Regions from separate parts of the Homo sapiens genome. Here region 2 is linked to region 1. A link is an interaction called in ENCODE POLR2A ChIA-PET data of the cell type or tissue named here. Cell type or tissue: GM12878. All regions are shown on one strand. Links, peaks and the distances in the headings refer to the core of each region. The heading gives the core; the rest is flanking DNA.

Region 1 (13,134 bases), core at 526-8,525:
TGATCTGCCCACCTTGGCCTCCCAAAGTGCTGGGATTACAGGCATGAGCCACCACGCCCGGCCTATATATCAACTTTTCTAGAATATTGAATAGGATGAAACAGTTTACAAACTCATTCTACTAGGCCAGTATCACTTTGATCCCCAAACCAGATAAAGCAATTAGAAGAAAACTACAGAATAAATATCATGAATATAGGATGCAATTTTTTTTTTCTTTTGAGACAGAGTCTCACTGTGTTGTCCAGGCTGGAGTGCAGCGGTGACATCTTGGCTTACTGCGACTTCCGCCTCCTGGGTTCAAGCTATTCTCGTGCCTTAGCCTCCTGAGTAGCTGGGATTACAGGCATGTGCCATCATACCCAGCTAATTTTTGTATTTTTAGTAGAGATGGGGGGTTACACCATGTTGGCCAGGCTGGACTCGAACTCCTGACCTCAGGTAATCCACCCACCTCAGCCTCCCAAAGTGCTGGAATTACAGGTGTGACCCATTATGCCCAGCTAGATGAAAATATTGTTAACAAAATTTTAGCAAATTGAACCTAACAATATATAAAAAGAACTTAGCATGACCAAGTATGTTCCTTCCAGGAATGTAAAACTAATTCAACATTTGAAAATCAATAAATTCACCGCATTAACAGACCAAAGAGGAGCCATATAATCACCTTGAAATATGCAGAAAATGCACTTGACAAAAATCTAACATTGATTCCTGAAAAATATTCTTAGCAAACTAGGAAGACGTACTATGTTCATGGATCAGAAAAATTAACATTATTAAAATGTCAGTCCTTCCCAAATTGATTTATGATTTAACACAATCCAATGAGAATCACAGCAGATTTTTGGGTAAAAATCAAAAGCTTGTTCTAAAATTCATATGGAACTGCAAAGGCTCTAGAATAGCCAAAGCAAATTTCAGAAGAACAAAGTTAAGACTAAAGCTTCCTGACTCCAAGATATATTATAAAGCTACAGTATGAAGACAGTAGGGTTTTAGCATGAATATAGACAAAAAGATCAATGAAACAGAATAAGAGTCCATAAATAGACCTCTATCTATCTATCGGTCTCTCTCTATATGTATGTCTATTTATGGGTATATATGGGTCTATATATAGATATCTATAGATACATATAGAGTGTATATATATATCTATAGATTTACATACCTATAGATATGTCAATATCTATATAGATATCTACAGAATCTATATATATCTATAGATTCACATCTCTACCTATAGATATCTATATCCCCAGTGTTTTGTTCACACTGCTTTGTTCACACTATGTAATGACACTATGTTTTTGTTTTTATTTTTTGAGATGAGGTCTCACCCTGTTGCCCAGGCTGGAGTGCAGTGGCATGATCTCAGCTCACTGCAACCTTCACCTCCTGGGTTCAAGCGATTCTCCTGCCTCAGCCTCCTGAGTGGCTAGGATTACAGGTGTGTGCCACTATGCCTAGCTAATTTTTTATTTTTAGTAGAGACAGGGTTTCACCATGTTGGCCAGGCTGGTCTCAAACACCTGGCCTCAAGTCATCTGCCCGCCTCAGCTTTCCAAAGTGCTGGGATTACAGGCATGAGCTGCTGCGTCTGGCCTATGTTTTTTATGCCACTTTGTGCATTGCTCATCAAGGTTAGTCTTGTTCATCTTCTGGCCCTCCAAGCATGTGGCACAGTTCAATGGTGTGGCACAAGGCCCGAGGCAGGGAGGCCTCTGCTGCCCTCACAGGCCTACCTCCATCACCTCTCTCTGTTTGCTTATATATCTATAGATATATACGGTCAATTGATTTTTGACAAAGCTGAAAAGGCAATTTAGTGGAGAAAAAAAAAATAGTCTTTGAACGAATGGTGCTGGAAGAATTAAGACATTCATATGCCAAAATACCACTTTGATCCATACCTCACATCATATATAAAAATCAACTGAAAGTAGTTCATAGGCCTAAATGTAAGTTAACGTAAGAGTTCTATAAAACTTCTGGGAAAAATATTAACAATCTTGTGTTAAGCAAGAAGTTTTTAGCTATGACAAAAAAAATATAACCCATAAAGGAAAAAAAATTCGGCCAGGCACGGTGGCTCACGTCTGTAATCCCAGCACCTGGGAGGCCGAGGCGGGCGGATCACCTGAGGTCAGTAGTTCAAGACCAGTCTGGCCAACATAATAAAACCCTGTCTCTACAAAAATACAAAAATTAGCTGGGCATGATGGCAGGTGCCTGTAATCTCAGCTACTCGGGAGGCTGAGGTGGAAGAATCGCTTAACCCCAGGAGGCAGAGGTTGCAGTGAGCCAAGATCGTGCCATTGCACTCCAGCCTGGGTGATGGTGTGAGACTCCATCTCAAAAAAAAAAAAAAAAAAAAGAAAAAGAAAAAATTTCATAAACTACATTTTGTCAAAATGAAGCATTTCTGCTCTTTGAAAGACAATGTTTAAGAGAATAAGACAAGCACAGACTGGGAAAAATATTTGCAAATCACAGATTTGATAAGGGGTTTGTATCTAGAAACATAAAGAAGTATCAAAATTCAATGACTGAAATAACCCAATTCATAAAAAGAGGCAAAAGATCTAAACAGAAATTCAAAGATATACAGATGGCAAGTAACAACATGAAAAGATGCTCAACATCAGCGGTCACTGAGAAAACACAAATTAAAACCACAAGATACTGTAACACACCTATTAGAATGACTAAAATTTATAAAAGTCCTCTACAGTCAGTGTGGCAAATGGAACTCTCATACATTGTGGATGAGAATGTAAAATGGTACAAGCATGTTGGAAAGCAGGCAGTTTCTTAAAAAGTTAAACAACCACCTACCATCCATTCCACTCATATATATCTGCGAGAAATGAAGGCATATACCCATACAAAGACATAAACACCAATGGTCATCATAGCCCCAAACTGGAAACAATTTAAATGCCCATCAATAAGGGATTACACAAATTGTGGTACGTCCATACAATGATTTCATTTTGCTTCTTGGTAACAAAAAGGAATGAATTATTGATATACACAGCGTGGATAACCTAAGCCAGACCCAAAAACGTCTTACTGTATGACTCTTTTTACAAATGCAAACTAGCTGTATAGTGACAGAAGGCAGATCAGTAATTACCTGGGGATGGGGTGGGGGCCAGGAGTGGAAAAGGGGAGTTATAAAGGAGCATGAGGAAACTTTTAGAGATGAGGATTATACTACCTAGATTGTGGTGAAGGTTTCATGAGCGTACACCTATGTTTCTGTGCAGTTTAATTTTGTCAATTTTTACTTCAATAAGGCTGTTAAAAAAATCTATAGCCAGCCAAATTATCAACCAAGTCTAATGGTAGAAAATGTATTTTCAGATATGCCCCTGAAGCCCCTTCGAAAAACTTAGCTCTCATGTTCACTTTTTTCTCAGGAGATGATTAGAAGATATGTTTCATTATAACATCAAAGTAACCAAGAAAGAGGAAGACGGTTGATTTAGGAACTACATGATTCAGTACAGCACAGAGGTAACGAGAGTTTCTAAAGCAATGATAAAGGGATGTCTCAGCGTTACAGCTGTATAGCGGGTTTAGAGAACAACCAGATTGTATTAGAAAAAGAAGATGGATGATGGCTCTGGAAGGATTCTAGGAAAAATATGAATCTTTGTGTTTGGAGCTTGTTGCAGCAGCATGGGGAAAAAGGCAACAGGCACTTTCAACACTGACTAAATGAAAAAAGTGAACCAATCAGTAACTGCAGGAAACAAAGTTGTATCAGAAAGGAAACAGTACAGTGACTGGCTGGGAAGCTGTAAATACTATTTATGTACTATATAAACACTAGCAATTTAAACAAAACTTGTGATAAAAGTCAATGAAGTGGGCCGGGTGTGGTGGCTCATGCCTGTAATCCCAGAACTTTGGGAGGCTGAGGTGGATGGATCACTTAAAGTCAGGAGTTCGAGACCAGCCTGGCTAACATGGTAAAACCCTGTCTCTACTAAAAATACAAAAATTAACTGGGTGTGGTAATGTGCGTCTGTAGTCCCAGCTACTCGGGAGGCAGAGGCAGGAGAACTGCTTGAACTTTGGAGGAGGAGGTTGCAGTGAGCCAAGATCATGCCACTGCACTCCAGCTTGGGCGACCAAGCGAGTCTCCATCTCAAAAAAAAAAAAAAGTCAATGAACTGGATAAGCGTGAAAACAACATGGCCCCTCATTTCCCAATGAGATTAAAAAAACAATTTTTTTGGATCAACTTGAATAAAAACAGTTTAGGGGATAGACAGTAAAAGAGCAAATGTCTATTTGTATCAACTAATACACTTTTTATTTTTCATAAAACTTAATTCATTAAATTTAAATTACTGCCCTTTATTATATGATCATGTCCTTTATTATAAGATCACTTTCTTTAAGGATGGTTATAGGTTTTTACCATAAAATACTTAACTTTTTATTTATAAATTTATAAGTTACAACAATACAAAGAACATCTAGACAACCTTTATCTTGACTGACCAATGATTAACATTTTCTCCCAATTATTCCTCTCTACACGTATATTTTTCCCTCTCAACCATTAATGAATGGTTTATATGCTTTAAGCCCTTTTACCTCTAAATCAGAAGTAGAAGCATAGCTCAGGGTTTTTTCACCTTGGCAATATTACTTTGGGCCAGAAAATGCTTTTTTTGTAGGAGGCTAGCCTGTGCATTATAAGATGTCTAGCATCATTTGTGGCAGTAACACTCGCCTTTATCCCCCAGCGGTGACAACCAAAAACACCTTTAGGCATTGCCAAATGTCCCCTGGAAGCAAAAAACAAAAAAAACAAAAAAAAAATCCCAGTTGAGAACTATTGCCTTATCCTTCAATGTGCCTTTCCTAGTAATAAGGATATTCTCTTACATAATCATAGGTCAGCTATCATCTTCAAGAAATTTAACATTAACCCAATACTTTCATCTGATCTACCATCCGTCCTCCAGTTTCGTCAACTGACTCAACAACACCCTTTACAAGATCTTCTTTTCTTCTTCAGCCCAGGGTCATATATTTCATTTGTCATGTGCCTTAGTCTTTAATCTAGAGGGAGACCTTATCTTTTTTTATATTTGATGTCTTTTAAGAATGCGGTCCCTTTAAGACTTTTTACCCTTTTTCTATAAATCTATAACTGTTCTCAAAAGTCTTTTTTTCTTAAAGACTTTATTTTTTGAGAAGTAATAAATTTATGGTAAAAGTGAAAATTCAGTAGAGTTCCCATATGGCCCAGTTTCCCCTATTAACATCTTACATTAGTATTGAACATGCTACAATAAATGAAATACTGATAGGTACACTGTCATTAACTAAAGTCTACATTTTCAGTTTTCCTTCATTTTTACTGTTCTTTTCTCTGTTCCAAGATCCCACAGTACATTTAGTCACCCTAAGTTTTCATTATTTAAGTTGTCATACAGCTTCTCTTGGTTGTGAGAATTTCTCAGGTTTTCTTGGTTTTTCATGACCTTGACAGTTTTGAGGAATCTTGGTCAGATATTTTGCTGACTGTTCTATTGGAATTTGTCTGATAGTTTCTTCATTATCAGGCTGGGGTTATGTTTTTGGCAGGTACATGGCAGAGGTAAAGTGTCCTTTGTATCAGAGCATTTCAACGATACACACTAACATGACTTATCAATGCTGACGTTGAACTTGATCATCTATCTGATTGAGGTAGTGTTTATCAGGTTTCTCTGCTGTGAAGTTACTCTGAATCCTTTCCTAAACTATACTCTTTGGAACAAAGTGACTATGTATACCCCACATTTAAGGAACAGGGAGTTATATACTCCCCTTCTTGAGAGTGGAATGTTCATATTAAGTATTTGGAATTCTTCTGTATAGATTTCCTCTTTTAAAAAATAAAAAATTTCCTTGTTTTGGGTTTTAGGTGCCCTCAGGATTATACTTAGGTTGCACTGCCTAATTGATGCTATAATTTTCAAGGCATCAAATCCAGAGGCACGAGGTCCATCCACCCCTTATTGGTGATGTTAATTTTTTTTTTTCTTTGAGACAGGGTCTCCCAGGCTGCACCCAGGCTGGAGTGCAGTGGCGTGATTTCGGCTCACTGCAACCTCCACCTCTAGGGTTCAAGCAATCCTTTTGCTTCGGCCTCCTGAATAGCTAGGATTACACGTGTCACCTCACCCAGCTAATTTTTGTACTTTTTGTAGAGACGGAGTTTTGCCATGTTGCCAGGCTAGTCTCAAACTCCTGGCCTCATGTGATCCTCCTGCCTTGGCCTCCCAAAGTGCTGGGATTACAGGTGTGAGCTGCTGCACCTGGCTGGTGTTAATTTTAATGACCTGGTCTAGATATGGTCTGGTTTCTCCACTGTACTTTTACTATTTTCTTTAATAAGCAATCTATGGGGAGACACTTTAAAGATAATGCAAATATTCAGCTCATTAAATTTTCACTCAAGATTTAGGATCCAATGATTCTTGCCCAGTCTCTCACTGTGATGATTTCCCAACCCCAACATTCCCTGCACGTTCACCAGTCAGCATTCTCTAAGAAACAGCTCTCTTTTTTCTCTTTTTATTTATTATTGGTATCAACTCATGGATTTCTATTTTTCAATGTTGTATTTTTTTTGAGATAGCGTCTCGCTGTTGCCCGGGCTGGAGTGCAGTGGTGCTATCCTGGCTCACTGCAACCTCCACCTCCCGGGTTTAAGCAATTCTTCTGCCTCAGCCTCCCAAGTAGCTGGGATTACAGGTGCCTGCCACCATGCCAGGCTATTTATTTTTTTATTTTTAGTAGAGACGGGTTTCACCATGTTTGCCAGGCTGGTTTCGAACTCCTGACTTCAACTGATCTGCCCGCCTTGGCTTCGCAAAGTGCTAGGATTACAGGCATGAGCCACCATGCCCAGCCTACTTTTCAAGGTTTTATAACTCGTTATTGTCCTTAATTATCTGGGTGATCATACTGTCCCAGAGTAGGCCAGTGGGAGCCCCTTAAAGCCTACTCCTGTGTCATTCTGACATGCCTCTATCATTTTCTGAGCATTTCCTTACTTTCTTGCATAATAAGATACTCCAGGCTTATCTTATAACCATTTCTCTGTCCCAGCCCTGGAACCAAACATTTCTCCTAACAGCCTTGGTATCTTTTAGTGGGGAATGATATAAGAAATAAAGATCTAGGTATTCAATGTACTTATTGCTATTTGGGTATCTCTTTGCTTCTGGGCCTTTCCACTGGACAAAGTATACACACATGTATGTGACATATATATACACACATGTATTTTAGAAAATTATGAGTTCACACTTAAATCCCCAACTCCAAGCCATCCCCACAGGGTTTTTTTCTCACTTTCCCACACTTCACATTTGTGTCTTTTTCAACAGAATGCTGGCTCTTAACAAAACCTATCTACTCATTTGCTCAACCCTTTTAGACATTTAAATAGTTACAGAAGCATTACAGCATATCACTACAAAAAAACTGTTGGAGTTTAGTATTTCTTTGCAGTCACTTTTCTCTAGACTGACTACTGAGTATAAAAGTTCCTTGGATTATTTATTTCAATGTGGTTGTTACTGATTTGAAATAAGTTAGAATTGGTTTCTTTTGGTTTTTAGTCTCCTCCATCATCCTTATTGGATTTATTTCATTTTTTGGGGGGACTACTGGGAAGATCACCCTTCTTGCAAAAATAAAGAAATATACAAATAGGTGTAACTCAAATGTCATTTCTTTCCCTGCCTCACCACCCACCCTGTTAAGCGGGTAACCAACTTTATCACTTTCCGGTTCATTCTTCCTGTGTACATTTTGAAAAAGTAAACAGTATATGTACAGCTATATATATGTTTTCTTATTTCCATTTCCTTCACAAAAGTCACATACTATATTCCTCTCTCCTGTGTTTTTGTTTAGAAATATACCCTGGAAATCATTCCATTTCAGTGCACTGACATCTTCCTTATTCTTCTTGCAGCTGCATAGTACTCCATTGTGTATGTTTATTCAACAAATCTCTCGTTTCAACATTTAGTTTTCAATGTTTTGCAATTACAAATACGCTGCAGCGAACTTATGTATCTGTGTGTTTATACTGTGCATGGTATACCTCCAGGGTATATTTTTAGAAATGGGATTGCTGTGTAGGATATATGTATTTGTAATTTTGTTAGATATTGCCAAATTCCACTCCAAAGAAATGTAATCATTTGCACCAGCAATATTGAGAGTGCTTGTTTCCCCAGAGGTGCTGGGAATGTATTGCCAAGTGTCTGAATTTTTCCCAAAATGATGGATGAAAAATGGTATGCCAGTATAGTTGTCACTGTCTTTTTTTTTTTTTTAAGCTCTCTATTTGGAAGTAACTTTGAACTTTCAGGAAAGTTAGAAGAATAATACAATGAAGTCCTGTGTACTCTACTCAAACACAACAATTACTAATATTTTGCCCCATATTTTTCTTCTCTAAACACATAGATTTTCTGAATAATTTGAAAGTTACGTATCACAAAATAATTCAATGTGCATTTCCTTGGAATAAAAACATTTTCTTATAACTGGAGCACAGTTATCAGTTTTAGGAAATCTGACAATATATGATACTTTTCCCTAATTCACCATCCACATTCCAACTGACTCAATATCTTTATAGCATTTCCTCCTTCAAGACCAGGATCACATAAAAATTAAAAAGTCGTATCTATCTCTTTAGTGTCCTTTAATCTGGAAGATTAGTTTTAATTTTTTTTAGATACAGGGTCTCCCTATGTTGCCCAGACTGGACTCAAACTCCTGGTGTCAAGCGATCCTCCCACCACAGCCTCCTGAGTAGCTGGGATTACAGGTGTACACTGACGTGTTTCGTTTGAAATTATTTTTGAAGAATGCAAGCAAGCCCCTTCCCCCTTAACAGAATGCTTCTCATTTGAGGTTCATCTGATGTGTCTGTGTCCTTAGGAGACTCTGGTTATGTACCCCATAATATTACATTTGTCCTCAGGAAATTGTAACCAGAGTCACAAGATTCCTATCTGTCTCTCACTGGTGATGTTAATGTTGATTACTTTGTTAAGGTGTAGTCCAGTTTTCCACTGTATACTACGTATTTCTCCTTGCAACCAATCGGCAACCTCAGGGACACACTTTGAAATATGACCACATTGTTTCTCACTGAAATCTCACCGCCATTCTTAAATTTGGCATCTAATGATAACTTGTGCCAAACCAAACATTAATATGATGGCTGCAAAACGATTTCCCAACTCCAGCACTTTTTTATCAGTCAGCAAGAAATCCTGTCATAACCCCCTTTTATTGACATACCTACCTATTCATTATCAGTATGAATTCACTAACTTCTATTTTTTTCCCAGTGGTTTATCATTCATCACTATTCTTATTCTGGGGCTCAAAATATGCCAGATGTGGCCACAATGATGTCCCTGAACTGGTTCTTGTGTCCTCTTTTTTTTCCTGAGACAGTCTCCCCTTGTTGCCAGTGCAGTGGCATGATCTCAGCTCACTGCAACCTCTGCCTCCCGGGTTCAAGTGATGCTTGTGCCTCAGCCTTCTGAGTAGCTGGGATTACAGGTGTGCACCAACAAGCCAGGCTAATTTTTGTATTTTTAGTAGAGGCAGGGTTTCACCATATTGACCAGGCTGGTCTCGAACTCCTGGCCTCAAGTGATCTGCCCCACTGAGCCTCCCAAAGTGCTGGGATTACAGGCATGACCCAACATGTCAGACCTCCTGTGTCCTTTTGACATACTTCCATCTTTTTTTTGAGGAATTCCTTACTTTCTTCCTTATCAAGATATTCCAGGCTCATTTTATACCTATGCTGCTCCAGCCCTGAAATCAATAATTTTTCCAAGGAACTCTAGTCCTTATTAGCAAAGAACTGGTATTGAAAGCCAAGATCTGGGCACTTAATGCAGTTCTACAGAGCATTTTTTTTTTAATGGAGTTCTCAGTCTGTCGCCCAGGCTGAAGTGCAGTGGCATGATCTCGGCTCACTGCAACCTCCGCCTCCCAGGTTCAAGTGATTTTCCTGCTTCAGCTTCTCGAGTAGCTGGCACTACAGGCGTGTGCCACCACGCCCGGCTAATTTTTTGTATTTTTAGTAGAGGCGGGGTTTCACCATGTTAGCCAGGATGGTCTTGATCTCCTGACCTCGTGATCTGCTCGCCTCAGCCTCCCAAAGTGCTGGGATTACAGGCATGAGCCACTGTGCCCGGCCCTAGAGGATTTTTTTGTTATCTTATTTTGTGTGGTTTTATGTGCCTACTTTTTTTCTTCTTTAGGGTTTTTAGTCTTAATTTTCTTCAAAGTTCTTGGCATTGAGAAATTTACATTTACCCTTTATCTGTATGTATGGAAAATTGTGATTTTGCACATGAAGCTTTTCCCCATACATTTAAAATATCTGAGATAGCAAAATGTATCAGTATTTTATTTCATTGTACCTTGATTATGAGTCAGAAAATTTTTTCCTGAAGCATGGTACAGAAAAATTTTCCCGTATTTTTTCCTGGTATTTGTATAGTTTTTATATTTAGATCTAATGTGTCTGGACTTTATTATTATGTATAGCATGAAGAACAGTTCTAATATTTTTTCCAAATGGCTATCTAGTTGCGCCAACATCCTTTATCAAAATGTCCATCTTTATCTCAGTGATTTAAAATACCACTTTAAGTGCTAGGTTTCCATATGTAGTTGTGTCCATTTCTGGATTTCACACTATTTCCCTGGTCTGTTCTTGTGCCAATGTCTTGCTTTCTGAATCATCAAGGGTTTGGAATGTATTCTGATATCTTGCAGAGCTAGATACCCCCTCAAAAATCTTTTAATGTTTTTACATTCTTGCATGTTTATTTTTCCAAGTGCACTTCAAGTATTAGATAGTTCAACTCTATACCAAAAAGTTATCAGTCTTTTTATATTATGATCTCATTAAATTTCTAATTAACTTTGGAAAAAGTGACATTTTGATATGTCTCAAGGACAGTGGATGTCTTTCCATTTGTTCAAGTCTGCTTTGTGTCTTTTGGGAATGTTTTATATAGCCTGCTTCACATAGGTTTTTAACAACGTTTTTAAGGAAGTAAATCCTTAGGAATTTAATTATAGTTTGAGTATTCCTCATGCAAAATGCTTGGGACCAGAAACATTTCAGATTTTGGAATATGTGCATACGCATAATTAGATATCTTGGGGATGAGACCCAAGTCTAAACACGAAATTCACTTGTTTCATATCCAACTTATACACATAGCCTGAAGATAATTTTATACAGTATAAAAAAAATTTTGTGCATCAAGTAAGGTTTGTGTACTCTGAACCAGCAGAAAGCAAAGGTGTCACTATCTCAGTTGCCTATGTGGTTATCTGTGGTGTCATGTCCATGCTCAAAGAGTTTCAAATTTTGGAGCATTTTGGACTTCAGGTTTTTGGATTAGGGATGCTCAATCTATGTTTTGTTGTTGCTATTGTAATCTTCTCTTTTGTTGTATTTTCTTAACTGGTTATTTTCTCACTACACAAAGGTTTATTATTTTATATCCTACCTCGCTGAATTGTTTGAAGGTAGTTTTGTCACTGATTTTTCTAAGGCTTTCCAGATAAACAATCACGTCACTAACAAACAATCTTTTCTTCTTTTTCCACTGTTATGTCTCTAATTTGTTTTTTGAGACAGGGTCTCACTCTGTCGTCCAGGCTGGAGTGCTGTGGTGCAATCTCGGCTCACTGCAACCTCCGCCTCCAGGGTTCAAGCAATTCTCCCACCTTAGCCTCCTGAGTAGCTGGGACTACAGGCACGTATCACCACACCCAGATAATTTTTTTTTTTATTCTTAGTAGAGACGGGGTTTCACCATGTTGGCCAGGCTGGTCTTGAACTCCTGACCTCAGGTGATCCGCCCGCCTCAGCCTCCCAAAGTGCTGGGATTACAGGTGTGAGTCACTGCACCTGGCCATTTGTTTTCTTTTCTATCTGTATTGACTCATATTTCCAGTATAATATTAAGTCATGGAGAAAATGGGCATCCTTACTCTATTCTTGATTGTGGTGTTTCTTAATAAGATTCTGGCTTTAGGGTTAAGGCTATGTACATGTGCATATGTGTGTATTCATAAAAATAAAAATATTGTATGTTAAGGAAGTATTCATCCATTCCTATTTTCTGAAAAGTTTTTGTTAGGAACAGGTGTTGAATTTTGTCATAGGCTTTTTCGGCTTCTATAAAGAGAACACAACTTTTCTCTTCTGACCGATTAGTATGGTGAACTACATAAATAGATTTCCAAATACTGAATCATCCTTGTATTCCTGGTATAAAACTCACTCATCAAAATGTATTTTTGTAATATAGTGTGAGAGACTGCACAGTAATAGTTTTTCATTAGTATCTGTATGTGATAACTCTGTAATTTTCATTTTTTGAGCTATCTTGATCAGGCTAAGAAATCAGTATTACTTTTTTTTTTTTTTTTTTTTTTGGAGACACGGTCTTGCTCTATCGTTCAGCCTGGAGTGCAGCAGCACGATCTTGGCTCCCTGCAGCCTCAACACCCCTTGGGCTCAAGTGATCCTCCCACCCCAGCCTCCCAAGTAGCTGGGACTATAGGCACAGGCCACTGTGCTCAGCTAATTTTTTAGTTGTTTGTAGAGATCAAGTCTCACTACAATTGCCCAGGCCAATCTCAAACTCCTGGGGTCAAGTGATCCTCCTACCTTGGCCTCCCAAAATGCTGGGATTACAGGCGTGAGCCACTGCACACAGTCCAGTATTACTCTTACGTCACAAAAATAATTAGCTTTCCATTTTCTATACTCATGTAGCATCGGGAGTATCTGGTCAGGCAGAATTCCCCTGTGAAACCATCTAGGCCTGGTGTTTGGTGGGATGGTTCCTTGACAAATTTTTAGTTCTTCTAGGAAAATTGGTCTTATTTTCTTTTAATCTCTAATGAGGTCAATTTTATTAAACTGTATTCTCCTAAGAAATTATCCATTTCATCTAGGTTTTGAAATGTATTTGTACAGAGGTGTGCAAAATAGTTCTGTATTAAAATAGTTCTCAATTTCCTCTGTATCCAATG
Region 2 (17,377 bases), core at 4,739-12,738, 420 kb after region 1:
TTATGGGCCAAACATTGTACCAGATGTTCAGGGATCAGTTCCCATTTTATGCCTATGCCCTTATAGCTTCAAATTCCTCTGTTGGGAGAAGAAACCAGGTTTCCAGGGGCTTCAGCAGGGAACCATCATTGATGAGACTGTGATGTGGCCCTACATAAGAAAAGGGTTTTCTTAAAAACACCTGTTTACTCAGCCTTTTCTGGGGTACCATTGTTCATCCTAGTCATTTCTCTCCTACCTTGCTTAGCTCTGCTCTGTAATTTATGTCTCAGTGGCTAATCGGATGTTGTGACACATCAACATTTTAAATCTGATTTATCTGAGGGTTGGAAAAATTGCAGCAGATGATTATTATTATTAGATAAGCAACAGGTAATTTTAGCTTGGAGAAAGCACAGACTGTTTATTTTCCCTCCATCTGTCTCCCTTTTTGCGGTTTCCTGGCTGTGTTGTGGTGAGACACACACCAAAGGGAGCTTGGTGAGTGACAATGCCCAGTGGAGGTAAAAGTCCATCCCTAAATAGAAAAAGTCCCAAATTGAATACTGCTGCTCCCCTCAGTGCTATATTCAACATCTACTTTGACATCCTCTTCAGCCATTTAAAAGATAGCTTGAAGCCTGCTCCTGGTGCTGATGCACCCCATGAAAGAAAGATGGCTAGGAATATATTGTCGTGGCAGGTAAGGAATCTGTTATGTACCTTACTTCCTGGGTGCCTTGAGCTCCTGGTACCTGGTGAGTCTGGTCAGCCCTTGCGTTGGGAGCAGACCATTTTGAGCTGATTAAAAATAATTGAAAAATTTCCAAAGTGCACACAGATGATTTGTGGGCTCTAGTGTGTTGGCTGCGTGGGTGAGAGGATAAAATATGTACTTGGTATAAGTGAGCTTAAGTGGGAAGTTAATGGTGTGTGATTGAGCAGCAATTACAGCCAAATCTCAGTTCCCTGTGGTCACAGCAAGGGTGGGGGATTTGTGGAGGACAGAGATAAATAAAACTCATAGATAAGCAAGTATCTCCTTTTAGAGAGTAACTCCAGCTTTTCTACGGCTCAGCTTTTAGCCAGGGTGATAACTCTAGGACTAAACTACCAGGATGTGGGGCTTGTCATATCCCACTCCTGCCCACCCTGCTGGGAAGGGAAGGCAGAGAGTTCAGAAGGAGGGGAGGACAACTACAAGAGGCTGTGCACCCTTAGGGACCAAGAGCTTTGTTCATCTTACTTCTGGATACCAGTGCCTAGCAGAGGGCTGGCCTGTAGTACCTCATGCTCCATCAGAGTTTTGAGATGAGTGAATGGTCAGTCACAGCTTAAATAACTCATGGTGGAGTTGATTTTCTGGGAGTTGATTATATGGAGGGAAGACAGAAATGTTGTGGCTTATTTTGAGATCTAGCAAGAAAGTTTCAGGTCTGCTCAGGGAAAGAATGGCTTCATCCCTAGGAGCTAAACTGACCTGAGAAGATGCAGGAGCTAGTTATTATCCCTTCACTGACCTCAGGGTCTACAGCCTAAGTTTCTTTCAACAGCCTGTGGGCAAGCAACTAGGACTTGCAAACCCCAGCTGCTAGTCACCAGCTCGGTAGGAATGAACATTTCTGTAGGAGCTTGTGAAACACACCAGTAATTTGTTGTTGGCTTCCCAGTGTATCCGTCACTCTGTCAGCTGTCATGTGCCTGTGCCTCCAGAATGACAGTCACTGACTCAAGTTTTCAGACACATGAGGTAAAGTCAGGACCAAGGCCGAGACACTCTCCAAAGGACAGGAATTGCTGGGGCAGGCAGGATTTGTGCTGGGAAAGTCATAGGGGGAAGTGAGCTCCTGGACACACATGACAATATTGTGACCTATCTACGGCTTCACAGTGAGTGCAGCCTAGGTTGAATGTACAAATTGGTTATCAATGCCATAATCAGGGCTTGATTAAGAGATACAGGAATTTGCCCTGTGCTTATGAGTAGCATGGGGTTGTGGGGAGTGTGGGAAGAATGTTTTAAAATGTCATGTACTCCCTTCTTGCCCTCACTTGCTCTCTCCCAGCTCTATTGGAGAGGCATAGAATGAGTAAGCCATTCTTTCATGAGTATTAAAGTCAGGGAAGACTTGGATCCTCTCCTGGCTGGGCTGTTATAAGCGACATGAACTTGGGTGAAATCCCAAAGGTTCTCTGAATAATTTTACTCATCTGTAAGATACAACACGAATGTTCAACCTCTGAGTTTATTACTAAACAACAAAATAGATGTAAAATACATATCATAGTGTCTGGCATTCAGAAATCTACTGTTTATTATTCCAGGGTTTGTGATGATGCCAGGAGATACCATTAGAATCTGTGCTGGGACCAGTTTCCTTTGAGATGTCATGTCAAGTATCACAAAGGCATGAAAGCCTAAAAATATGCTTCCCTGGCCAAATGTCCCTTCCTCTCTTTGTTAATGACAAACCAGAGGAGGTTGAGGTTAGTGGCCAGGGATAGCAACATGCCATGGATGCCCCATCCAGCCCCTGCCCAGTGCATAGGTCTGCCCTGATCTGACCAAGGGGAGGGTGAGGAAGTTAGGAGGGGGCATGGCATGGATGACCAGGGAGGGTGAAGTGCCTATGGCACGGGGTAATTCTTTTGTGGGGGCGGGGAGAGGGATCAGTGCCCCAGGTGCCCATTCTTCTGAGTAATAATGATGTCATCATGACAGCCCTGTTAAAATTCCCTGGTGGCAGTTTTGATCTATTGATCATCTCCATCAGATTCCCAATTCCGATTGGGGCACTTTCTCTAATGATCTGGCCAAAACATCCCCAGGGGCTAGCATGGTGACTGCTAATGTTTGGAACTGCCACACATTGCTTTTTTTTAATTTTTATTTTTCTAATTAGAAAAGCAATTTCTTTTTTTATTAAAAAATTTGCATACCTGCTTCTCTCTACATCTGCTAAAATGTTAAAGGTAATTAGTATTTTTTTTTAAACAAATTAGAATGTGATTGGTTGGAGATTTTATGTTGTCGTTGTTGACTGTTAGGGAGATGTGGAGTTTCCTCAAAATGTCATAAAGTCAGTGTGGGTAATCTTATTACCAGGGAGGCTTATGAAGGAACGGGAGAGCGAGAGAGAAAGATGATGCTCAGAGCAATTGTGAGGAAGCTGGAAGGAGCTATTTAGTGCAGTGCCTGGAGGGGAGAGACATCTCACTTCTTCCTATGTTTACAAGGGGCAGCTGAATGGTGAACAGGACTTTAATCCTGTGGGGCATTAGTGAGCCACCCACCCTTCTAGTATTATATCCTTCTGATTTCACTGCATTAGGTGGGTCCTAAAGCCTGTCCCTGGATCTAGCCCCCTTTTTCTTTCTAGGACAGAAGCTGCTTGAATCCTCAGGCCCAGATGCTCTGAAATGGAGATTATCATTTTTGCATCTCACTGCAGGGGGCCTCATTTTTCATAAATCTCATGTATATAAAAGGCACCATCCCATAGTTTTCTTAGGCATGGATAGCACCCCTTTTAATATTTCTAACTCCAACAGAGACCGTAAATTGGTATTCTGATTGAGGTGGGGATGGTGAGAAGAATGAAGGAATGCAAGAGACTTACTTTTATAAATATAGAAACTACCACCAATCCATTTGGACTCTTTGCAGCTTCTGTGACATTCGTATATAGCTCATGGTTATAGTGGATGAGCTGCACCTGGCAGGAGGGAAAAACAAGAATCAGAACAATAATCCAACATTAAAAGGTATGAGGCATAGCACCTGCCCCTACATAAGGGTGAACTGCAAAGTATATTGAGGAACAATTTGGAAGACAATTTTAATTGAAGGGATTTCAGAGGGATGTGTGTGCATATGTGTGTAAAATGCATGTACACGCACACAAAAATACCCATACATATTTGCAAATGTTTTCTGGTAACAAGCATGCTTTTCATAAGCTCAGAGCCCATCTGGCTCTGGCTCCATCCCAGGACATTTCCCCTAAAGCGTGTGTAAAGTGAATTTTCCTTATTAGGAACGGAACTGCCCTGTAGGGGTGGATGTTGTGTCCCTGCTGCACCACCAACAGCTGCCACTGGCAGCCAGTAAATCTTCCTTGCAGCCTCGGAGCAAACAGGGAGCTGTTAGGTCCTGAGTCAGCCATGACTGGGATGAAACTGGCCAGCCTGCAAGATGCAGTAGTAGCTGATGGATCAGGCTTCTGATGCACCAGCCTGTCCCGGTCATCTGGTTGTGTAGGACTTTATTTCCTCCTCATTCAATAAGGATCAGTCCACCTGTTGAGCCTTTTTCCTGTTACTTAATTTTTTTAAATTCATTTTTAAAAATCGTGTATAAACATACATATATGTTCAAACAGATGCTCCAGCAATTTTTAGCCACATGATCAAGTTACCCCACATCACTGGGATCAATTGTTTCCTCTGAAAAATGGATATGATGATCTTTCCTTAAAATTCATCATCTCAGGGCTGTGATTTTAAAACAGTTTTTTCTTAACAGTATGGAAGCCTAATTTTTTTTTTTTTTTTAAGTTGGAGTCTCGCTCTGTCACCCAGGCTGGAGTGCAGTGGCGCGATTTCAGCTCACTGCAACCTCCGCCTCCCAGGTTCAAGTGATTGTCCTGCCTCAGCCTTCCAAGTAGCTAGGACTACAGGCGCATGTCACCACGCCAGGCTAATTTTTTGTATTTTTAGTAGAGACGGGGTTTCACCATGTTACCCAGGATGGTCTCCATCTCCTGACCTCGTGATCCACCCGCCTTGGCCTCCCAAAGTGCTGGGATTACAGGTGTGAGCCACTGCGCCCGGCCAGAAGCATAATTTTTTAACAAATTAAAATATAGAAGTAAAAAACGTGATGCCCCCCCCACCACCTCTTTCTAATTCTAGTCCATGCTATACATACAACTATTAACAGTTTAGTGTACATCCTTGTGGTTACTTGTTTTGTGCTTATAAGTCACACAAACACACATAGCGTATAAAAAATAATAAATTCCCTAGTCCACAGTAACTGTTAAAAAAACAGAAAGGGATGATTAATAATTATGATTCTGAACTTGATTTTTTAAAATTTAAAAGTAGTTTGTAGCTATCTTTCTAAGCCAATGCATATAGATCTCCCCAAGTCTTCCAAATAACTATAGAATTCTCAGTTGCACAAACACCCATAACATATTTAACCATCTTCTCGCTGGCTTTCGTGTTGTTTCCATTTTTTTGTCTCTTATAAACAATGTCACAGCAAGCACATCATATATCTTTCTGTAATGGTGTTAGCATTTTCCACAGGCTGATTTGAGAATCCAATAAGATAGTGCATGTAGAAGTGATTTGTGACTCTGAAAGTGTAAGAGAGTACTCATTATTGCCAATATCTTGAATTGCATTAAAAAAGGTGAAGTTTTAGAAGTTGAGAAATGTGATGATCAAAAAAGATGCTTTTCCTTGAACTTTGAGAAAAAGAAACCATATCTAACCCAGTGGTTTGCTACCTTCACTGTGCATCCAGATCACCTGGGTGCTTTTAAAGCCCACCTGTGCCTGTCTATGCCTTCTCACATTCTGATTTAATTGATTTGGGATGATACTTGTATTCATCAAAAGCTTACCAGCTAGAGGGAAGTTGGACTTCAGAACAAGTGGAACATAATCAATGAACATTAATATCCCATCAATGCCTAGTCAGATGGACAGTACCTTGAATCTGAGAATATCCTGAGCCTCCTGAGGTGTAGAGGAACTTCTCATGAAGAGAGCACATGTTACTGCTGCTCTTGAAATATCCTATTTGCTTATTGCTTTTTCACCTATGAGTTTTGCCAGTGGAGATGGATGACTCTATAGTAGCTACTCTGCCATCAGAAAGGCAACCGCAGGCCAGGCGTTGCTCTGCCTCCGCAGGACTTTTAATCCCCCCTCCCTTGTACCCCCACACAACCAGGACTTTCTGCAGGTGGAGAAATGTTGCCAGGTGGTGGAAGAACCAGGGACTGGGGGGTTCTCACACACTCAGCACACCTCCCTTCCAGTGCTGAGTAAGCTTCTAATGAGAACAAAACACACCCTGCCATCTGCTAACTTCTTCCCACTGATACAGGTGACCAACAAAACTGCCAGGGGATGTGCCAGTGCTTCCAGACATGCCTTGAAGTTAAAGCATGTTCTGAACAGAGGAGGGACATGAAAGGCAATCCAGTGGAGTGATCCTTCTGTCCAGCTTGCAAGGCAGAAAAAGGCAGGAAGAAGTCTCCTGGGCCATGGGCTGCCTCTCAGGGTGGGGTTCTTTTGGGAGCCAGGAACTGTAAGAAAGGAGCTGGCAAGTACAGGGCTGAGGCTGTGCTTTAAGCTTGAGTTAACACATTTAAAACTTTGATCTGAAGTCATGCCTCCTCTCTGTTCCAAGGTGAGTTGGCTAGGATTCTGATATCAGGAGCTTTGGTTTCTATTAGTAGTTGTTGATGGACTGTCTATTGTGTTAGGTTGAACCACATGAAATTGATCTTTTGCTTTACAAAACTGGTGAATTTATAGTTAATACATTCTAGAAATAAAGCTATTTTGAATATGAGTTTTGAGCATTTTCTTTCTGACCCCCAGTCAGATGTTAATAAGATGACAGTGTGCGCTCTAGGGATCAGCAGCAGCCACAGCATCTAGGAGCTTGTTAGAAATGCAGAATCGGGAGCCCCATCCCAGGTCTCCTGAATCAAGATCTGCATTTTCTCAAATTCCTAGTGATTTGGATGCACGCTAAAGTTTCAGAAGTGCTGCTATAGCAGATACTGTTGGCTGGTGAGCAGAGTCCTGTTTTGTCTGGCTGTTTACCCCTTCTCCACTTCAATTTGGGTGGGTTAAGGAGCACATGCATCACCTATGTTGGAAAACAGGCTGAGTCCAGATCATAGGACCCCTGGAATGTCAGCAATAGAAAGGCTTTGAGCAGGGGAATGAGATAATCAGCATGGACTGTAAGAGGGTAGATTGGAGCCAGGAGAAAATAGAGGTGGAGGTTGGGGGGTATTTAATTTCAGATGATGGTTATTAAGGCAGAGATGTGCTCTATAGGCCTTTGCAGTTTACAGAATGTGTATGTTTGTGTGCTGAAGAGGCACCAGGAGATTTCCCCAGGCAACAGAACATCTAGGAGCAACAGAAGAGCACAGGAGACAGCTTGACAGTCACCAGGCTTTTTGTTCTCAGCTGTAAGAACACAGTTTGGGCATCAAAGATAACCTGGGACCTGTATCAGTTCATGCATGAACAGCAGGTCTTAACCATGAAAAAGTGCTGCTTCCTTTCTACTGCCTTCCAGGTCTTTGTTGGTGGTGATCACAGTTCCTGCAGCTGTTGCCTTTGCTCTTCCCTAGCCAGGCACAATAATGCTAACCCAATACCCACTAACCACTCACAATATGCATGGGTCCAGGTGGGTCTGGAGAAAAGCAGGGTTCACTGCTTCTCCTACCATGACTTTGGGCTTGGGGAGCAGCAATGTGCAAACCACATCCTGCTAGGGACAGAGTATCAGATTGGCAGATGGGTTCTGAAAGTGATGCCTGTGGATGGATTTCTTTTTGCCATGTATAGGTAACACTTTTAAATCTCAACCATATAAAGTCTGAATTTTGAATAATTTAGATGGGCCCTAAGCTATACCTTAACTGAGCCCCAACTTTAAGGCTTATGCAGAGTAATCACAGTGTCTGATGTGAAACAGATGATCAATAAGTGATTGTTCAACTGTCTGAGCAAGTGCATGATTTGACTAAGACTGCAGGGACAATGAGAGCAAACTCTTCGGGGGCTAATGATGACATGCTAATTAAACACCAAGTTCAAGTTCAAGAATTTAAGCTATTCATTAAAGAGATGCCTTGAGGGCTTCTGCTAGTTTAGTTGGCATTACCATGTGAAAGGGTTAAACCTGGATTCCTGGAAATTATTTAATAATCTTGATTTTTTAAATTAGTTTTAGGCGAGTATCCTCCTAGAGAAGCTTCCTGGAAATGCAAGACTGAGAAATGGCAGGCAGTCTTCCAGGGAGAATACTACCAGTCTTGTCATGATGCTCCCACATGGCTGGTGCCATGATGCAGTGCATTCTCTATATCTAAGAAGTCCTCCATGATCTGATGTGACTTGACTTCTCATTTCAGAAAGGCCACCTCACCTCAATCCTTTACATGGGCCTGGAATTCATTTGTTCAAAAAATCTTTGAGGGCCAACTATGTGCTGAGGTCAATTGGAATAAGACTGAGAAGGTCTTTGTCCTCCTAGAGATAGTTTCAGATGGTGGCAAAGATAGCTTTGAAGGAAACAAAACAAGATTTTGACTTACTTACAGATTGAAAGGTAGTAGTGGAAAGAATGGGGGCGAGGATGCAGAAGTGGGGGCAACATTCTGTAGTATGGTTGGTGAAAAGTCTTTGGGTAGGCTAACATTTGAGCTGAATCCTGATGACCAGGAGCCAGGTATGGGAAGATCAGAGGGAAGCATATCACTTGTAGAGAACACGGCCAATGCAAAGAGCCTGAGATAGGGACAAGCGGCTAGGAATGGCTGGGAAAGGATGAAGGTGGCTCAAGATGGGACCAGTTCATGCAAGGCTTTGTAGACCATGGTGAGGAGCTTTGATTTTATTCCAAACACAATAGGAAGTCACAGGTGTTAAATAAGAAACCAATTGATCTGATGTGCATTTTTGAAAGATCTCTCTGGTGTGGAGGAGGGCAAAGTGGGGACTGAGGAAGCCTTGCCTACCCTTCTTTACCTCATAGTTCAGCTGGGATTGTGCCCAATTCCTGCGACTATTTGAGTTCACATTCAAGCACATGCTATTTTGCAACTATTCTCTTTGTGTCTTACCTTCTCCAGGACACCTTCCATGAAACACTGTCTCTGAACACCAAGTGCAGCTCCCTTCTGCTCTCATGATGCTCTCACCCAGGAGGCAAATTTGTGATGGTTAATTTTATATGGCAACTTGACTGGGCAAAGGGATGCCCAGACAGCAGGAAAAACATTATTTCTGGGTGTGCCTGTGAGGGTGCTTCTAGAAGATATTAGCATTTGAATCAGTAGGCTGAGTAAAGAAGATCTGGCCTTATCAGCGAGGGTGGGCAACATCCAATCTATTGCAGGTATGAATAGAATAAAAAGGTGGAGGATTCTCTCTTCCTTCAGCTGGGGCATCCCTCTTTCTTTGCCCCTGGACATCAGAGCTCCTGGTTCTTGGGCCTTCAGATTTTAGACTCTGGGACTTACACTAGCGACCACCTCTCTCCCTGTGGTTTGGGATTGGGGATTACACCATCAGCACCTCCTGGTTCTCCAGCTTGCAGACTGCACATTGTGGGACTTCTTGGCTTCCATAATTGTGAGCCAATTCCCACAATAAATCTCCTCTTATATATCTATGTATATAGCCTACTGATTCTGTTTGTCTGGAGAACCCTGACTAATCAAAATTCAAAATACTTTGCAACCAAAATGGGATGGGTACCGGGTGATCAGAACAGATGTAAACCATAGACGCCCAGTACAGTCACATGAGTGCTGAATATCATTGTTAAAGTTAGTCATCATCACCACTTTGGATGATCATTACCAACATTTGTCGAACACCTCTTTGTGTGAGAGACGATGCCAGCAGAAACAACTCATTTAATTCTTGAAAACTTCTATGAGTTAGTGCCATTATTTCCATTTGAGTCATGGGGACACCAAGCCTCTGAGAGATAGTGGCAGAGGTGGGATTGTGCCCAGTTCCTGTGACTATTTGAGTTCATACTCAAGCACATGCTATTTTGAAACTATTCTCTTTGAGTCTGTGTCTACTTTTGGGTAAACATCTCAAGGGCATGGATATCCATCATCACATCCCTGGTGATGGGATTTGGCTCAGAGGAGATGTTGGCAAGCATTTGCTGAATGAATACCAATTCTGCATCTCATAGAATCTTAGAAGGGGTCTTAGAGAAAATCAAGGTCTTAGTTCTCAGCCCATGACTTTTAAAAATGAAGAAAATGAGGATCAAAGAGGAGCTATGTCTTGCCCATGATTATACAGTCATTCATAGATCCAATCATTCAACATGTGTTTATTGAACAACTCCTAAGTAAGGGAGGGTGATATGAGGAGAAATTGTATTGGAAGGCAGGAGAAGACCATGGAGAGCTTGGCAGGCCAAGGTAGGGGGTCTTGATTCCATCCTAAGGGTAACGAAGAATTTCACTTATGTCCTAGAATTTTCTTAGGACCAGAGGCAAAGTTTCTCCTATGCACTTAATTGAAGTGGAAGCCTGAAAACCATTGGCCTTTGGTGACCGGTAACTCAGCTTTCAAGCTAACAGACAAGTACTCCTCTGTGTTAAATAAGCAGACCTGCTGCAAGCAGGCTTCCAAGTTGACACAAGCCACACTTGTCATAGGTTAAGCTGGGAGCAGCTTCAGTTGCACAGGTCTCAGAGTTTTCATTTTGTGGTAGCAAGGTGATGCACTAGTGCATGCCGGGGGCTGCTCACTCACCCCTCATGCCTCAGGAGGGCAACAGGCTGTGTTCTCAGACCTTAGATCACCTTTCTCAGCGTGATGCTCCATTAGCAGAAGCCCTTTTGTGAGCGCAAAAGAGCAGCCTTGGAACAGAAGACCACACGTGGCGTTCACAGTGACAATGCTATCACCTTACCCCTGCTTAAACACCTCAGTGGCTTCCCCTTGCCTGTAACATAAAGATGCACATCTGGGGCCCCTGGCTTTTCTAACCATGTGTCCTTGTTTTCTGTGCTCTGCTCAGTGTCTTTCTTTCAGCCTCCCTTATATACTGGGCTTCCTCCTTTCCTAGAACACATGCTTATTCTGTTTCTTATGCTTCCCTTCCCTTAAACAGAGAAGGGAGGGAATAAACTTCCCTCCCTTCACTGTTTGACTCCTACTTATGAACTCCTTTGTATCTCAGCTCAAGGGTCACCTGTTGAGGGAGATCCCCATGATCCACTGTCATGGCACTCTGTACTTTTCAAAATACATATCACAGTTTTAGCTTGACATTCGTTGTGTGACTGATGAATGCTCACCTCTTTCCCTAGACTGACTTTAGGCTTCATCCAGGCATGGGCTCTATCTTATTGGCCCCTGTGACATCTCCTATACCTGGTACATATTAACTGTATCAAGGCAGAAATAAATAATTGTTAATGAATGAAGCAATGCAGGCTGTCTATTGTACAATGAAGTGTGATGTCCCAAGGGACAGAGAGAACAAGGCGCTTGGCTGAACTGGTTAAAGAACAGTCTGGAATTCCAAAGGTTATCTCTAATGGGAACCAAGACACTGAGTATCACATTGGGCTGCGTGGGTTGCAAAGCCTGGTTTCACCCTTGGGTCCCCTTACATGAGCAAGTCTCTCATCTATAAGAGGGATAGTAATAATTCATAACTAATACTCATAGCACTGTGTGATGATTCTATAAAACCGAATATAAAAAAGCACTTAGCCCAAGGCCTGGCATGCAGTAACCATTCCATAGTAAGCTACTATTGTTGTTGTTATGCAATATTTATTATGCAAGCAATAGATAATACAGCCTTCAGCTTCTGCAGAAATAGGGGTTAGGTATGTGCAGGTCTCCTTTGTGGATCCGACATTGAGTCTGTTCTCCCAAGGAAACTTGAGGAAGGTGTCACCTATTGGGGAGCACCCACTGTGTTCCAGACACTGAATGAGGCGAGAACTTTTAAAGAGAAATGCATTCCGAATGGCTCATACTGTAATTCAGGGGTCAGCAGACTTTTTCCTGTAAAGATTCAGATAGTAAATATATTTTTCTATGCCAACTGTATAGTACCTGTCACAACTACTCAATTCTGCTTTTATAATATGAAAGCAGTCATGGACAAAATATAAAAGAATGGGCGTGGCTGGGTTCCAGTAAAGCTACAGAAACACAGCGTAGGCTAGATTTGGTCTGTGACTGTAGTTTTCTGACCGCTGCTAGTTTAAATTTGGGAGATGAATAAAGAACTTCCAGTCATATATTTTCCAGTAAGTGTTCTATACAGATAGGAAAATACATGTTGAGAGAACCTAAGCATTAAGCTCTCCCTTTCCTTTAAATGATGATGATTACTATTGTTACCTTTATATAGTCCTTTAAACTTTTCAAGGCATATTCAACTCAAATGAGCTGAATTCTAGTCAACGTATAGGTCCCAAATGCCCACCCTATGCCAGATCCCAGAAGTCCAGAGATGAATGCTGTATATTCCATAGCCTAAAACAGCTCACCCATATTACCACATTTGTTCCTAAAATAAATAGGTGAAGTGAAGACATTAAGGCACAGAGAGGTTAAGCACCTCTTCTGAGGTCACACAGACAAAAAGTGACAGTGACTATTCATTTCACATTAGCATATGCAAATAGTTTCTTTCTACAGGAAAGTAAAGAGAAAAGGAAAGGTGTTCTGTATTTGAGGGGAGATCACATTTCAGCAGCTTTTGCTGGAACAACTATAAGCTAGAACTTATTTATAGAAAGTCATTAACAAGTTTGTCTTCATGCATAAGAGCACACACAGTCTGCAGAGAAGAACACAGTTTGATGTTTACCAGCCACCACATTCTCACCCTAAGGTTTGGTAACTATCATGGGTCTGTCCGGTGATGAGATTTTCTGCATTGTAGGCTATGGAATGCAATTATGGCTAAAAATAAAAATAATTTTCCATAGTTTCATTGACAGAAGATCCCCAAATGTGGTCTGGCTATCATACCAACCTAGAAAACCAGCATGGAATGTAATTATTTTCCCCCAAAAGATAACACAACTTGGATTTTAAAGCATGTTTTTCATCAAGTTGTATGGGAGTTTGCACAAATGTAGAGTGATATATTTGGGTGCAGGATCATGCTGGAAAATGCAAGACCTTGAGCCTAGTCAGATACCTCTTCTGTCCAAGTAATGTGGGGCTACTTATCCCCTCTGATTATTTCTTTATGCATAATATAGGGATGCATCTATCTAAGAATTGTCATGAGAGTGAAACAAGATAATGACACAGTCTTTCAGGAACTTGGCAGGGTATAAGTAAACAAGATAAACAGATGAGATAAAACACATAAAGAATCAGGGAAGTTCCGTGATGCTTTTTTTTTTTCCCGGAACTTGGAATGCGTTTCGAGACCACTTTTTCTCGATTCCTTCCCCAGGCCTTCGCATCCTTCAACTTCTTATAAAGGAGCTGCTGAAAGCCAGAGTGGGATGAGCCTCCTGCACGACGTCTAGATCCTCCCAGAAGTGACTTGTAGGCAGTGGCTGCCACCATCCAAGAATGAGAGATGAGGTCTGCAGGTCCTTTTGAAACTTCTGCTGATTTTAGTTAAGCCTATTTCTTCCCCATGCTCCTGCAACCTCAAACTCATCCCAACACAGGGCATGGATGAGGAGAGTTAGGCTCTGGCTCCAAGTCCTGGGTCTTCTGGTCTTCTTTGAACTTCAATTTCTTCACAGGCAAAACTGTGATGACAACATAACCACTCAAATAATCGTGCTGATTAAATGAACCAAAACATGTAAATGAGCTCAGGTGTACATGGGATAAAGGAGGCTTCAAATGCAGTGCCTGGCACAAAGTAAGCCCTCATTAAATGGGAGTTGCAGTGATTATTATTAGAAATGTCTGGCTGCTGGGGCTCTGATAAAGGGAGAGGCCCTAGAATGATGAAGTGACGTGTTAAGTTCCATAGATAACAACAAAGTCAGGCCATTCACACTTTGGGACTGTATTTCTTGACAGTCCATATATCATTCACATTTGCATCTTACTTTATCTTATTGTCAGATGACTACCAAGAAGATTTTGCCAGTCTTTTCTTTCTGTAGCTCGTATTCTTGTATTATGAAAATAGATATACTGAACATGTCTCATACCAAATACCTTTTCTCTTTTAGGATTGTTGCTATTTCTGTGGAAGAGTTTGTCCCATGAGAACCACTGTACTGGTATGTGTAGGGCATTTTTGTTAAATATTAAGTCATTCCAGAGCCCACATAAATAGTATTAATAAAGGCTCGCTTTGTTTTAATTATTGTAGAGATTTAATGTTATGTAGTTCATTTGAGTTAAGGCAAGAATTATTTTTGGTCATCTCCTACGCAAAAAAAAGCGTTGGTCTAGATGGGTTTATAAGTATATTCCAGCAGATATTTGAGGGGAAAATAGGCCAATATCTTTTACGATCATATATGCAAAAAGCCAAAATTAATACTAGCTAGTGGAAAACAGCATTAAAAATAATTTATTACAATCAAGTAGGGCTCATATCAGGAGTTAAGGGTAAATCAATGCTGGAGAAATCTTCCAATGTGATCTAGCACATCAATTGAATGAAGCAGAAAAAAAGGGACATGAACATCTCAATATGGAGTACCTGTATTTAGATAGAGCTAACCAAATTAACATCCATTTTAGTGGAATTACTTCTCACTTAAATGGATGAAGTATACAAAAAAAAAAAAAAAATAGAATCTAATGCTTCAACCTGATGCCTGGGATGTCTTTTGCCTGAGGTCTGAGCTCTGGAGTGAACAAGGAAGACAGCTTCTAGATGATCATGAGACAATTCAGGCCAAAGCATGTCTCTGTGATGCTGAGAAAGGCTCTGAAAGCTTCAGCAATGTGGTGTCCAGAGGGCAATGTGATTGAATGATATTTCGGGAGACCACAATGCGAAGTTTTATCCTCTTATAGTTATTCATAAAAGTTTATAGCTTCACTGGTATAGATATAACTAAATTGGAGAGGAATGTGATTTTTCAAATATCCAGGGGCAATGACTCTCAGTACCTGCAGTAGATGCACACCAAGGGGTTGACGGAGAAGACTTTTCTAGCTCACTTCACAGTTAGTCCCCATCCTGGAGGAAGGAAAGACTGAATCCTCACACACTGCTTGCCAAAGCCATCTTATTCACTCAGGGTTAATTCAGAAGAGTCACTTTAGGTGGCTACTGTCCTAACTGATATATTCATGGAAAATTAGACACATAACATCTATTAGATAACAGAGGAGGGTTTTCTCTCCTCTCATAAATGAAGCTGCGCAGCGATTTGGATAAACTGTTCACAAAACTAGGCTTGGTTTTGTACACATTAATTGCATAAAGTATGATACTTAATAAGCAGAAACACACACTGGTTTATTTCAAAGCCATTAAACCCGCAGTGGATTGACTGTAGGGGATGAATATTAGAAAGAGCACAGGGCTGGGAGTCAAAGGGGCTGAGTTTGAATGACAGCTCTGTCATTCAGTAGGTAGGTGTGCTCGGTGAGTCACTGCTCCCTTTTAGACCTCAGGGTCTTTATCTGGAAAACATGGAGATTTTAAGGACAGGGTTTTGTCATTCTTCTAAAACACTGATGGGAAATATAGGATGTTGCCTCTTGAGTTTCCATCAAAGTCAATTAAGTTATAGTCACATGTTGCTTAAAAACCAGGATGCATTCTGAGAAATGTGTTATTAGGTGATTTTGTCATTGTGTGAACATCATAGAGTGTACTTATATAAACCCAGATGGTATATGGTATAGCCTATTGCTCCTAGGCTACAAATCTGCACAGCATGTTACCGTACTGAATACCATAGGCAATTGTATTGCACACAGTGGTAAGTATTTGTGTATCTAAACGTAGAAAAGGCTCAATCAAAATACGATATTGTAGTCTTAGGGGACCACTGTCACATAGGCAGCCTGTCATTGAAGGAAATCTTGTTAGGTGGTATGTGACTGTATGTAGAATTGAAACCAAATATTTAAACCAAAGTTTCAGTAGGCAGCATGTTTATGCCTGGGGTTGCAAATGGATGACTATGGGACCAGGCTGCTTGTCTCAACAGAGGAGAAGGCTAGGCAAAGGCCATGGCCAAAAAATATGAATGTGCAGCTTAGTCCCAGGGTCTCCTGGCAGCCACTTTGTGACTCCTGGTTTCTTCATTTGATCGTGCTTAGGTCAAATCAAACCAAATCCAAACAAAACAAAATATCTCAAACCTTCACTCATTGATTCTTCCAACAAACCCGTATGTGTTTCCCATGTGCCAGGCACTGTGCTGGGCATGAGGAGATGAAAAGAGGGAAGACCTTAGAGGCAGTAGGAGGCACATATGCAAGTGTCCTGTAGCATCATGGAAGACCATGTGTAAGAGGAAGAGGCTGGAGCCCAGAAGGGAAGGGGAATGAGGTAGGCTGACCCAGGAGAAAAAGGTAAGGACAGACCACATTCATGCTTGGAGACCCTGGTAAGAATATTGTCTATCCTCAGAACAGTGGAAAGTCATCCAAAGTTTGAAGATGGAGAAGGGGGTTGTACGTGCAGGGGTAGGGAATGTTGATGACAGCAGGTTTGTTTCTGACACTCGATTGAAAACTCTAGAGGGAAGTGACCCTTTACTGTAGCGCCTTTTCTCAATGTGGTGTCTGATTCTTCCAGAAATCACATTACCAACTGCCTGCCAACTTTCCCCTATTCCTGCCCTTCCAGAGCCTGCCCAGGTTCTTGGTGAGCCAGGTATTCCTAATCCTGGAATCATATCACTCAAATTTAATAACCTCTCTCATGTGCCAGTACTTGACAAGTTAAAAGTAATTTGAATATCTGAGTATTAATATTTTAACTATACAAGGCACCACAAATTATTTAGTGATTTTTTAAAATAAAAAAGCAAATAAGAAAATGATGTATCAATTCAGATTGCAGGGAATAGGAGATCCCAACACAGGCTTCTGAAAAATTGGGAAAAGCACCCAAGAAGATTATAAAAGATGACTAATGAGCACAAAACAACTTTTGGCAAGCACAGGAAAGTATTAGCTTATTCCAAGAAACAAGACACATTTCATCCAATTATTGGAAAATAAATGGCAAGAAAAACCAAATACCAAGAAAGTACCCACATTTATGTGGAAAAGTATAAAAGCAATGATTCAGGAACTAATTTGAACAATCCAGGGATAGTCATATTGATTCCAGCCCATTGCTGCAATTTGAAATGAAGCCAAATGCCAGAGGACAATGAGATCTGTTTTATGGGCTCTTACATGCCACATAGGAGGGAGGGAGCCACAGGAATGCACCACATTGAAAAAGGAATTGTGACTTCTGATGGGAGGGCTTTTGGGCCAAGTTAAATCTCAGAATCCAGCTCTCCCCCTGCTCCCCAGACAGTGTTGCTAGAGGTCAATGGACAGTGGGGTCTGAGCAAGTCTTCATTGTGTGTGATTGCCCCTTGCTTGCAGGGCCTTTAGAACCTTTGCACCACTCCCACTAACTGCTTGCAGTACTTCCATCATGATGTCAATCCCAAAT

What was found. Peaks named below come from ENCODE experiments on the same cell type or tissue, not always from the same donor. Only the 100,000 strongest peaks of a DNase experiment are listed, where the experiment ranks them.
Region 2: POLR2A ChIA-PET joins it to region 1 with 5 read pairs; 2 of 35 experiments call an interaction of 5 or more read pairs at or near these places.

Annotation. Positions count from the first base shown.
Region 1 is chr17:51,234,933-51,248,066 of GRCh38, forward strand. All of the region lies in intron 2 of MBTD1 (mbt domain containing 1), which reads right to left. Among named protein-coding and RNA genes, the nearest start is that of MBTD1, 19 kb to the right of the region's middle. In GM12878, for the core only: no CTCF peak of the experiment used is centred there; a DNase peak (open chromatin) is centred at 3,559; H3K4me3 peaks cover 1,111 bases; H3K27ac peaks cover 1,286 bases.
Region 2 is chr17:51,650,042-51,667,418 of GRCh38, forward strand. CA10 (carbonic anhydrase 10) reads right to left here. Exons shown (of 9, transcript NM_020178.5): 5 at 3,600-3,695. Among named protein-coding and RNA genes, the nearest start is that of LINC02073, 220 kb to the left of the region's middle. In GM12878, for the core only: no CTCF peak of the experiment used is centred there; no DNase peak of the experiment used is centred there.